2 separate regions of the Mus musculus genome follow, and region 2 is linked to region 1. Evidence: chromatin loops called from intact Hi-C (ENCODE). Cell type or tissue: gastrocnemius. All regions are shown on one strand. Links, peaks and the distances in the headings refer to the core of each region. The heading gives the core; the rest is flanking DNA.

Region 1 (5,384 bases), core at 208-5,207:
ACTACCTTAAAAGGTTGGATTATATCATGTGAGTATACACATACACACAACCTTTAATGTCACAAATTCCAGAATGGTCTAAAATCTCATTAAAATCTGGGACACACTTGATGAACGGATGAAGAAAAATGTGGCCTGTGCTCACAATGGGCCATGGTTCAGCCACAAAGGCTGATAACCTGTCACTGGCGACAAATCCGACTGCACAGGAGGACCTTGGGCTAAGTGAGGCAAACCAGGCACCGAAAGACAAATGGGGCATGATCTCAGTGCATGTGGAATCTGAAAGTTGATGTCATAGGAGAGACTGGGACGATGATCACCAGAGGCTGGGGAGAGGAGAGCAGGAGAGAGCAAGCAGGAAGAGACTGAGCACCAGGCACAGGGTTATACTGAGACAGGAGCAAGGCATGCTGGTACTCTGCTGCAGAGAAGTGGGCAGTGATGCCAAATACATATTACCCCACATCTGTGGGGTAAGCTACGAGAACATCTGGAGAGAGTTGACAGTATTTTAATGATAAGTATCTAAAGAGATCAATATATGACTTGTTCATTGCATAAGGTACTCAGACTGGTTTAAAAATTATGTAATGCACACATGTATCAAAAGAACTCGTAGTACTCCATAAATGTGCACAGTTATAACTTGTTGATTAAGATTTGGGGGTGTACAAGTCACCACCAGGTTGAGAGCCCATGTCACCAGCTACTCAGTTGGAAATGACTGCAAAGCTTGCTACTGTCCAGTGCTGGTAATGGGTTGGGCCTCTCACCAGCAAACTGCATTCAGAAGACAGTTCCATTCCTCAGTCTCCCTTTAAAAATATGTGTGTGCAAGAATATGCACATCCCGGGTGGTCAAGCACTCCCCCTTCCAAGTGTGAGGACCTGAATTTGAGATGCAGAACTAATATTTAGAAACAACTTGTGGTGATGTGTGTGCCTGTAACCTCAGCTCTGCAGGGGCTCCTGGCCAGCCAACCTTGCCAAATACTAAGCTTCAGGATCAGCGGCTAAGGTTGTTTCACAATTAAAGGAGCAGAACAACCAGGACAGATACCCAATGTCAAGCTTAGTCTACACACACACACACACACACACACACACACACACACACACACGCACACGCACATCCATATGCATACACACACCCTTACGAAGATACAGCTGTCAGTGTGGTTGTAGGTTTAACATGGGCTATTTAGAGATGTGGGTGTGACCCATCCAAGAACGTTTTATTCTGACAGCAGAATGTCTCACTTCTTGCTAATTGTCTTGAGATATTGGAAGAAGAGGCTGTGGTAGCTTGATGTGCAGAACTGTATGCCCTCTATAGTCATAACCATTCCCACCCCCAAACACTGTGGTGCCAACCCAGCCTGGACATGGCTTCCCAGTATTGTCTCTCATGGCAGCCATGTGCCACCAATGTCCGAGGGTTGGGGATTGGAACCCAGACCAAGGTCAAAGAAAACAAGAGAAGAGGCCAGAAGAGGGTGGCTAAGTGAACAACTTCACATCGGCCAAGTTCAATGTTCCAAATAATCTTCTCACTGACAATGGTCTTATTTCCATTGGCCACAGGATGCTAATCCCCTCCCAAGCTCAGGCCAGTATTGCTCACTACGGATTTCCTTCCCTAACTTCCAGGGCGAAGACCCTCAGCAAGCAACATGCAAGACTGTGCAGACCCTTGGACTATTGCAGGGTCTGTGTATAGTCTACTCATGTCCTCTATGAGTAGAGTGGGGACATGTTCCCCCTGAGCTAGGACAGTAGTTATCTATAAAACCAGAGTCCCCCAGACTCAAAACCCGACAGCTCTGCCGGGTGACAGGGCACCACAGCAGTGATTCAGATGTCGCTTTTACACAATGACCTCAAATCCATACACATTAGGGAAAGATTATGCCATCTGCTCACCATCTGCTAAGGACAAAACAACTCATCTTTAAAGTTGTCCTAGGAATTGGGTCTGCGGTTCCGCCAAGGATCATGGTGCCTTTTAAAGTTTCTGGTCACCTTAACTCGGAATTACAACAACCAAGCCAAAGGTCATTAGACCAGTACCTTGGTGACAAGACACCAAAGCAAAGTGCTGGAGTGATGGCTCACCAATTAAGAGCACTTGCTGCTCTTCCAGAGGACCTGGGTTTGATTCTCGACATCCACAGGAGGGCCACAGATCTGAAACCCCAGTTCTAGGGATATAACACCTTCTTCTTGCCTCTGTGGGAACCAGGCACATATATGGTGCATTGATATATGCATAGTTGAAATACCCATACACATAAAATAAAAGTAAGTTAATGTAAAAGGACATGAAATCATTTTAGCCCAACACATAGAGATGCACTTACAAGAAAGCCTAGTCTCAAAACTACACCAGGATTCCTGGAGGGGACATACTCTGTCACCCACTGAGCTGTCATCCACTGACGTTGGATGAAGGCCCACACTTGGAGGACAACACATGGAACCATATGGATTTCCATTTTCATTTTAAGGAGTCTGCTAAAGACTCTGGCTACAGGACCAGATGTCCCTTGTGAGAAAAACCCAGGGGTCAGAAGAGTTATAGAGGAGGGAGGGATGGATACACAAGGAGACTGGAGAGATAACAGAGATGCTTCCAGAAATGACTCACTCGGGCGCTGGCGGGAATGGAGCTGGGGAACATCTCCACCAGTGTTTTCCTTTTTATGTGTGTGAGTACGTCATCATGGAAGAATCCCACGCTACAAAATAAAGATCACTTCCAACTGTTAAAAATGGACATTAAGGTTGATCAAAACCATGTTTCCTATGGACGAGCAGGGCTGGTTGGTAGCCATGGGTGTTCAGGGATCCGCTGCTCTTCTATTACAGTGATGTGTCTGCCAGTAAATGGACACTTACACTTAATTAAATCAAATAGATAATAGATGAATAATGGATAAATAGGTGATAGATAAATAGATAAGTGATAGATTGTAGATGATAGATAGATAGATAGATAGATAGATAGATAGATAGATAGATAGATAGATAGATACATACATACATACATACATACATGCATGATAGGTACATAGATGATAGATACATTAGATGATAGATAAAATGATTGACTATAGATAGATGATTGGAAGAGATTGATCATAGACTGCTGGTTCATAGGACCTGTGATAGTCACAGGGGGACATCAAACTATTAGCTAGTAAATTTGAAGGAAAAATGAAATGACTCATTTCTCAAGGGAATTAAATTGACAACCTTAGCTGAAGAAACATAAAAGACTGAAAATTATGAAAATTAAAAAGGGAAAAGCCAAGGGAACAAAGGCCATATAAGAAATCTTTTTAAAGCAAGAATTTGAATGCTGGTATCTGAGACTTCTAAAGGGGAAAAATGAACTTATTATTTTCAGAAACTATCATAACTTGGACACAAAAGTTGACAGCTCACCAAAACAAAACCTTGGGCGACATCTACTTACCGTAGGTAGGTACAAAGATCACAAGAACAGAAGCAACGGCAGTCAGAAGACCACAGAGGCTTAGAAACAGTCACATTTCATGATTATCATGGTCTACCACAAAGAAGCCCAAGAAAAATACTCAGTCAAGAAACCCTGCCATCTGGGGAGAAACAGGCAAGTCTATGAAACCAAGCAGCAAGCGGCAGACTGTCAACCTTTGGTACCATATTTTCTGACTTGGGCACTGGACAGTAGGGAGAAGGGAGACAAAGAGTATCACATACACTCTCTGGCCCTGAAGCAAGCACAGAAGACAGTGTTTTAATGTGACAGAATCTGGGCTTTGGTCACTGCGCCGGATTGAGCAATGCAATGTCTAAGGTGAGACTCTTGCTATCATTGAACAGCACAGCAGCCTCAGTTCCTACCCACGATACAAACTAGATGGAGCAGAGGCCCTGTCCCCAAAAGGAGGGACCGCTTCCCTGGGATTTCGCTGAGCCCAGTTTATTCAGTAAGCAGGTTGTCCTAATGTCCTTTCTGTTGCCATAATAAAACACTAACCAGAGGCAACTTAGAGGAAGAAAGGGTTCATTTGGTGTATACGTTCATGTCACCAGTGATGGGAGTCAGGGCAAGACCTTAATTAGGCATTTGAAGCAGATCCCTGGAGGACACTGCTTGCTTGCTCTCTCCTGTTCCCTGGCTCATCTTAGTTATCTTCCTTATACAACCCAGGACCACCCGCTCAGGGAATAGCACCTTCCACAGAGGGTCTTCCATATCTATTAGCAATCAAGACAGTCTCTCACAGACATGGCCAGTCTGTCTGATCCTGGCAACCCCTCAGCTGAGACTCCTCATTCAGGTGACTCTAGGTTGTTCCAAGTTGCCAGCTGCAGCTGACTGTGACACTGGGGAACATGAAGGCTTCATGTTACTGGCCTCTGGTCAGCGTCAGATCAAACAGAGGGAAGCTGAGGGTCCAAGCCTTTAAGAAGTATGGCAAGGGTGTTTTCTGAAGTGCGTGCCCTCTGTCAGTGGCTATGAGCACAGCATCCAAGGCCCACACAGTATCACTGCTCCTGAGTGGGCTGGTCCATGGGTATGGAAGATTCATCCATCAGTTCCAGCAGGCCAGCACTTTAAGGTCATCAGAGCATTCTTTCTCTATAAATCCCTGTGCTGTGGAGCTGCCCATTGCCTGATAGCAAGGCTCAAGGGCGTGGGAGGCAGGGGAGAAGTTACTAGGGGGTTCAACTAGAAGGCTGACATTTCTTAAGCTTTGGAGAAGCCTCTGTTGATAAAGTATTTGCTGTGCAACCAAGAGAACCCATGTTCAGTACCACAGAACCCATATAAATAAAGCTAGACACAACAGTATGTACTTACAATCCCAGAACTGGGAGACAGAGACAGGGGGATCCTTGATGCTGGCCTGGCAGTCAGCTTAACTGAATCAGAGTGTCCCAGGTTCAGTGAAAAACCTTGTCTCAAAAACCAAACAACAACAACAAAGACAGAGAGTGATTGAGAAAAACACCCAAGATTAACCTCTGGCCTTCACACATACACACACTCTCACAGTGTTCAATTTTATAAAGGGTGCCGATGTGTTCACTGAGACTGTCTTTATGGTTTCTGAGAATAAGGTCAGTCTCTGTATCTGCATCAGAGAATTAGTGGGGAAATGGCCGAGTGAAGAGAAGTCAAGATGTCAGAAGTAGGCAATCTAGAGACACAGTCATTGTGGACAGAGTTCTTATTGCTTGCTTAGTTTTTGGTTCGCTCAGCTCAGTTGGATGACTGTAGCCTGTTTCCCAAGTATATGCAGTGGAGCTATTAGAAAAAAAAAATAATGCTTCACTTCAGAGATGGTCTTCACTTCTGACTTTCCCCTTATGGAGTGATGGCGCCATTT
Region 2 (5,384 bases), core at 321-5,320, 70 kb after region 1:
GTGCTTGCTATGCAAACATGAAAGAAGCTGGGTATGGAGCCCCTCCCCTGTGACCCCTGCCCTGGGGAGGCAGAGACAGTCACATTCACCGGCCAGCCAGCCTAGCAAATGTGTGAGCTCCAGGTTGAGTGATAGACCATGTATTAGAAACAAAGGTAGAGAGTGACTGAGGAAGACCTAACATCCATCTCTGGCCTCTCTATGCACCTATAAATGTGCGCTTACACACATACATATATGCATGCACATAGGGACATTGGGAGCACTGATGCACAGTCAACACCCTCCAGATCTGAACATCAGACTGTAGGAGCTCAGACTTCTGTTTTGGCGACACACATTAGTTACTGCTCTTTTTTTTTTTTTTAATCTAACAGGGACACAGTGACTTCTACGATGACTTTAACTGTCTGATGTGGAAGGCAAGCCATTCCTGAGCTTTCTTTCAGACCAATACCACAGATGCTGGAAAGCCTGTCTTAAATCCCCTTGATTTTCTTCTTTATCCTTTCCTCTGTCTGGCTTAGCTCTCAGTTCTCCAAGCTGCTAACTTCTGTAGGAACAGGGCAGGTCTAGTTGAACATTGAAGTGTCAATCAGTGATATTCTCAAAGAGAGTTGATGACAAAGAGAAAATATATTAACAAGGTTTTAATTTTAAAAACAAATAGAATAACTTATTAACAAGCACTTACTTGGGAAAGCCTAGGTTTAACCTCTCAGAATCTCAACTGGAGGGATGATTCATGTTAACTCCGGGTGCCTCATGTACATTCTTGACTTCCTATCCATGCAGGCCAAGGGTTCTCAGCCTTCCCAGTGCTGCCACCCTTTCATACAGTTCTTCATGTTGTGGTGACCCCCCAACCGTAAAATTATTCCACTGCTACTTCATAACTGTAATTTTGCTACTGTTATTAATTGTAAATAATTGTAAAATTGCAAATAACTAATATGTGGGGTATCTGATATGGGAGCCTTATGGGGGGATCACAACCAACAGGTTGAGAACTTCTAGGCCTTTGTAGACCTGTGGACATGTGGAGCCATCCCATGCATGCACATGGTGGAAGGGCAGATACTCTGACCAAGGATGAATGTCCTCTCTTCTGTGCCCATCTGCCCTTAGACCATAGGTTGACAGGGTGGGCAGAAGTACAGGGTGTAGAACAGAAGGACTTCTGGGGCCTTGGCAAGGGGAAGCACTCCTACATCAGGAGAGGTAGAGAAAGGGGCTGGAACCCAAAGGACCCTGAGTGGGTAGAGTAATGTGTGGGTAAAGATCTCTGTGCCCATGTGAAGCCTGGGTGCTCCGTTTGGCTCAGTTCCTCTGAATAGGTATCTTTCCTACCATCATCGGCCCAAAGACAGAAGTTTGGACCATAGAGTTCTCCCTAGGGTCCATGTGGCAAAAGAGAGCAGAAGTCACTGCAGACAGGGCACCCAGCAATTCCTCTGAGGGGAAACATTCCAAAAAGGAGCGTGGAGGGTCATGAGACCCAGTGAGTAAATAAACTCCACATGTCTGGGAAAGCAGAAAGGTGTAAGATTCTCACGCCCCCCCTCCCCAGCTTTATAGTAACAGTAAGCAGCTGCTGGGGGGCGGGGAGAGGAGCCTGGCCAGCTGAGCTGCAAAGCACTTCTCAAACACATGGAGCTGCCTGCGAACTGTGCAGAGGCATCCAGGGATGTAAGGTGTGCAAGATGCCATGAATGTAAGTTGTCATTATGCCAGACTGGGAATTCCAGTGACCCAGATGCCTTCGAGTCTCCCATGCTTCTTTAAGTGACCCCTTACTTAGACTTCTGTGTCACACCTCCCCAGGAAAAGTCTCACCCAACAGGGCTTTTAGGAGGTGGCACTTTCCAAGAGATCTTGAGTCACTGAGAGCTTGGCCCTGCGGTAGACTGGGGAACCCCCACCCTGCCAGTCTTTCTCTTCTTCTTGCTCTTGGCTTCAGGGCTCTGCCTTGTGCTGTAGACTGGGCTCTCCCAAAATGTGAGCTCAGCCTAACCTCTTCTCCTTACAGCAATGGAGAGACACGATGTGTCCTCCGCACAGCGCAAGATCCAGAAATCATCCTCACTCAGCACCTCCACACATAGATGCGATTGGCTTTCTTACTATTTTGATGAGACTTAAAATGTATCGTTGGTTGGTACGGGGTCAAGAGTGTGGCATTTCTTGTCTCTGAGCACAGTGGCGGGAATCAGTTATGATAAGATTCACCCACTTAAAACAGAAGTGTGGAAGTGGCAGGTTAAAGAAGGTAGGGAATGTTTTTATCTCACATAAACAAGTCCTAAGAAAGCAGTCCTGGCTTGCTCCTGATGCTCCGTTCCAGCATCCTTTGTGAACAGCTTCCAATAAGGCAATCTTATGGTTCAGGATGACTGTTGGTGCCCAGAGATCACAGAAAATGAGTGATGTGTCTCTCGTCCAAGGTGCACTTGAAACTGTTATTTCTGCTGCTTACATTCTATGGCCAGCTCTAAGCTCCAACCAGAACCAGTTGCAACAGAGGCCAAGAAATGTGGACTCAGTGGTAGAGTGCCCACCTAGCATGCTTAATGCTTGGAGCCCTGAGTTCAGTCCAGAGAGAGAGAGAGAGAGAGAGAGAGAGAGAGAGAGAGAGAGAGAATTGATTTTATGTGCCTGGGTTTTTTGTTGTTGTTGTTGTTGTTGTTGTTATATTTGCAATAAGACTTTTGTGTCTCAGGAAGGAGGGAAGACATCAGATATTGGCTGGGCAAATACAATCTCTGCCTTATAGCATGGAATCAAATGTTGGCAATGGAGTCCACTTGCAGATGTCTGCACACAGTTTCAGAAACTCCACAGTCTGTTTAGACTAGAAAAAATCTTGGCCTCACAATATACAGCCCTTCACTGTCTACTTCAAAACTTTATTTCAAAACTGCTTGTCTTAGGATTTTACTGCTGTGAGCAGACATCATGACCAAGGCAACTCTTATAACGTCATTGTTTAATTGTGACTGGCTTACAGGTTCAGAGATTCAGTCCATTATCATCAAGACTGGAACATGGCAGCATCCAGGCAGGCATGGTTCAGGAGGAGCTGAGAGTTCTACATCTTCATCTGAAGGCTGCTAGCAGAATACTAGCTTCCAGGCAGCTAGGATGAGGGTCTTATAGCCCACACCCACAGTAACCTACTCCAACAGGGCCACACCTAATAGTGCCACTCCTTGGCCAAGCATACATAAACCATCACATTCCACTTCCTGGCCCACATAGGCTTGTTGAAACATGAGTCTGTGGGGGCCATACCTAAACATAGCATAATGAAAAATACATTTAGTCCAACTTCTAAAGTCCTCATAGTCTAAAGCAGTCTCAACAATGTTAAAAGTCCAAAGTTCAAAGTCTCTTCTGAGATTCATCTGATCACTTAGCTGTAATCCCCAAAGCAAGACAGGAAACCAGCTGGGCAAACTCCAAACGCTGCATCACCATGGCTGACTTCAAAGTGGTCTTCAGATCTCCAACTCCTTTTTCATCTTTGTTGACTGCAACAAAGTTCTTTCTCCTAGGCTGGTTCCACTCCCTGTTAGCAGCTTTCCTCAGCAGATAGCCCACAGCTCTGGAATCTGGAACATCTTGGAGGCTCCAAGGCAACTTCAGTGTTACAGCTTCTTGTTTCAACATCCACACATGATCTTCTGGGCTATTCCAAAGGACTGGCATCACTTCTCCGGCTCTGCCCTTTGTAGCACTCTAAGCTCAGGTTGATCTACTCCACTGCTGCTGCTGTTCTTGGTGATCATCCCATGATACTGGCATCTCCAATATACTGGAGTCTTTTGCTGCAACTAGGCTTCATCAATAGCCTTTCATAGACTTTCTTCATGGTGCCAAGCCTCCACTCCTTTGCATGTCCCCTTCAGTCCTGGGCCATCAACTGCAACTGAGGCAGCACTTTCACCAATGGCCTTCCATGGCCTCTCACAGTATCAAGCCTCAACTGCTCTTCATGATGTCTTCATGCCTTCAAAACCAGTACCACCTGGTGGCTCTTCCATATTACCAAGTACAGCTGCAGCACAAGATACAGCCTTGGCTATCTCTGGAGCACAGCTTCTTTATGCTCTCAGAAAACTCTTCCCAGAAGATTTCACCTCAGTGATGCTCGTTTCTTCTTAATCACCACTAATTTCTTAACTCCAGCTAGCCAGCATCAACTGTCCCAGTAATCCCTTCTATTCTGGACTCTAAAGCCAGAGACACACTGTCAAAGCTGCCAAGTTCTGCTGCTTGCTGGGGCTGGAACATGGCTCCCTTGTTCTATTATATTATCACCACCTTTCTGTTTTCCAACTCCTTCACTGCCTAAGACTGGCTGTCCTGGAAGCTGCTCTGTAGACTGACTTTGAACGCAGAGATCAGCATGCCTGTTTCCTAAGGACTGGGATTAAAGGTGTGGTCTACCATGCCTGGATTTAAATTATTCTTCACTTAGAACTTGCTCCAGGCTGGCCTTGAACTCAGAGATCTGCTTGTCTTTGCCTCCTAGGTTTAAAGGCTTATACTACCATGCCTGTACCTATACTTGGCTGGGCAGGATCTAGCCCCAAAATCACTACTCCCTTAATTCAATTTAATATCTTCTTTTTGTTGTTGTTGTTTTTGGTTTTTCAACACAGGGTTTCTCTGTGCAGCCCTGGCTGTCCTGGAACTCACTCGATAGACCAGGCTGGCCTCAAACTCAGAAATCCGCCTGCCTCTGCCTCCCAAGTGCTGGGATTAAAGACGTGCGCCACCACTGCCCAGCAATTTAATATCCTTGAACCCAGGATTCAGCTCCATATCATTTCCTGGTGCCCCTTTAATATCAAACAACATATAAAATATTTTCCATTCTCAGCTTGCTGCGCTTGTTTAAAATGCTCTTCATGAGAGTTAACCAGAGAACAAAGTCTATGATGGGTGTTTCTGAGACTTCCTTTGTCAGCACAATTAATCTGAGTCTCTTCACCTTAGCCTCAGGCAGTCTCTTCAGACAAGGGCAAAAAGTAGCCACATTCTTCACCAAAGTATCACAAAATTATTCTCTAGGCCTCATATTGAAATTCTTCACTGACACCTCTTGGGTCAGGTCAGCACAATTCAAATCACTCTCAGTCTTCCATAGTCCTACTAGGATGGCCCATTAAGCTCCATTTAAAGCATTCCACTGCTTTCTAGATCCAAAGTCCCAAAATCCACATTCCTCCAAACAAAAGCATGGTCAGGCCTCTCACAGCAATATGTCCCTGTCCCTGGTACCAACTTCTGTGTTAGTTAGGGTTTTACTGCTGTGAAGAGACACCATGACCAAGGCAACTCTTAAAAGGACAACATTTAATTGGGGCTGGCTTACAGGT

What was found. A loop is a pair of places that touch in the nucleus more often than their neighbours do. Peaks named below come from ENCODE experiments on the same cell type or tissue, not always from the same donor. Only the 100,000 strongest peaks of a DNase experiment are listed, where the experiment ranks them.
Region 2: a loop joins it to region 1, with 2.1 times the contacts of the local background. A loop is called at or near these places in 2 of 42 quality-filtered maps.

Annotation. Positions count from the first base shown.
Region 1 is chr13:52,212,137-52,217,520 of GRCm38, reverse strand. No RefSeq gene overlaps it. Among named protein-coding and RNA genes, the nearest start is that of Gm33041, 8.0 kb to the left of the region's middle. In gastrocnemius, for the core only: no CTCF peak of the experiment used is centred there; a DNase peak (open chromatin) is centred at 2,497.
Region 2 is chr13:52,142,337-52,147,720 of GRCm38, reverse strand. No RefSeq gene overlaps it. Among named protein-coding and RNA genes, the nearest start is that of 4921525O09Rik, 48 kb to the right of the region's middle. In gastrocnemius, for the core only: no CTCF peak of the experiment used is centred there; no DNase peak of the experiment used is centred there.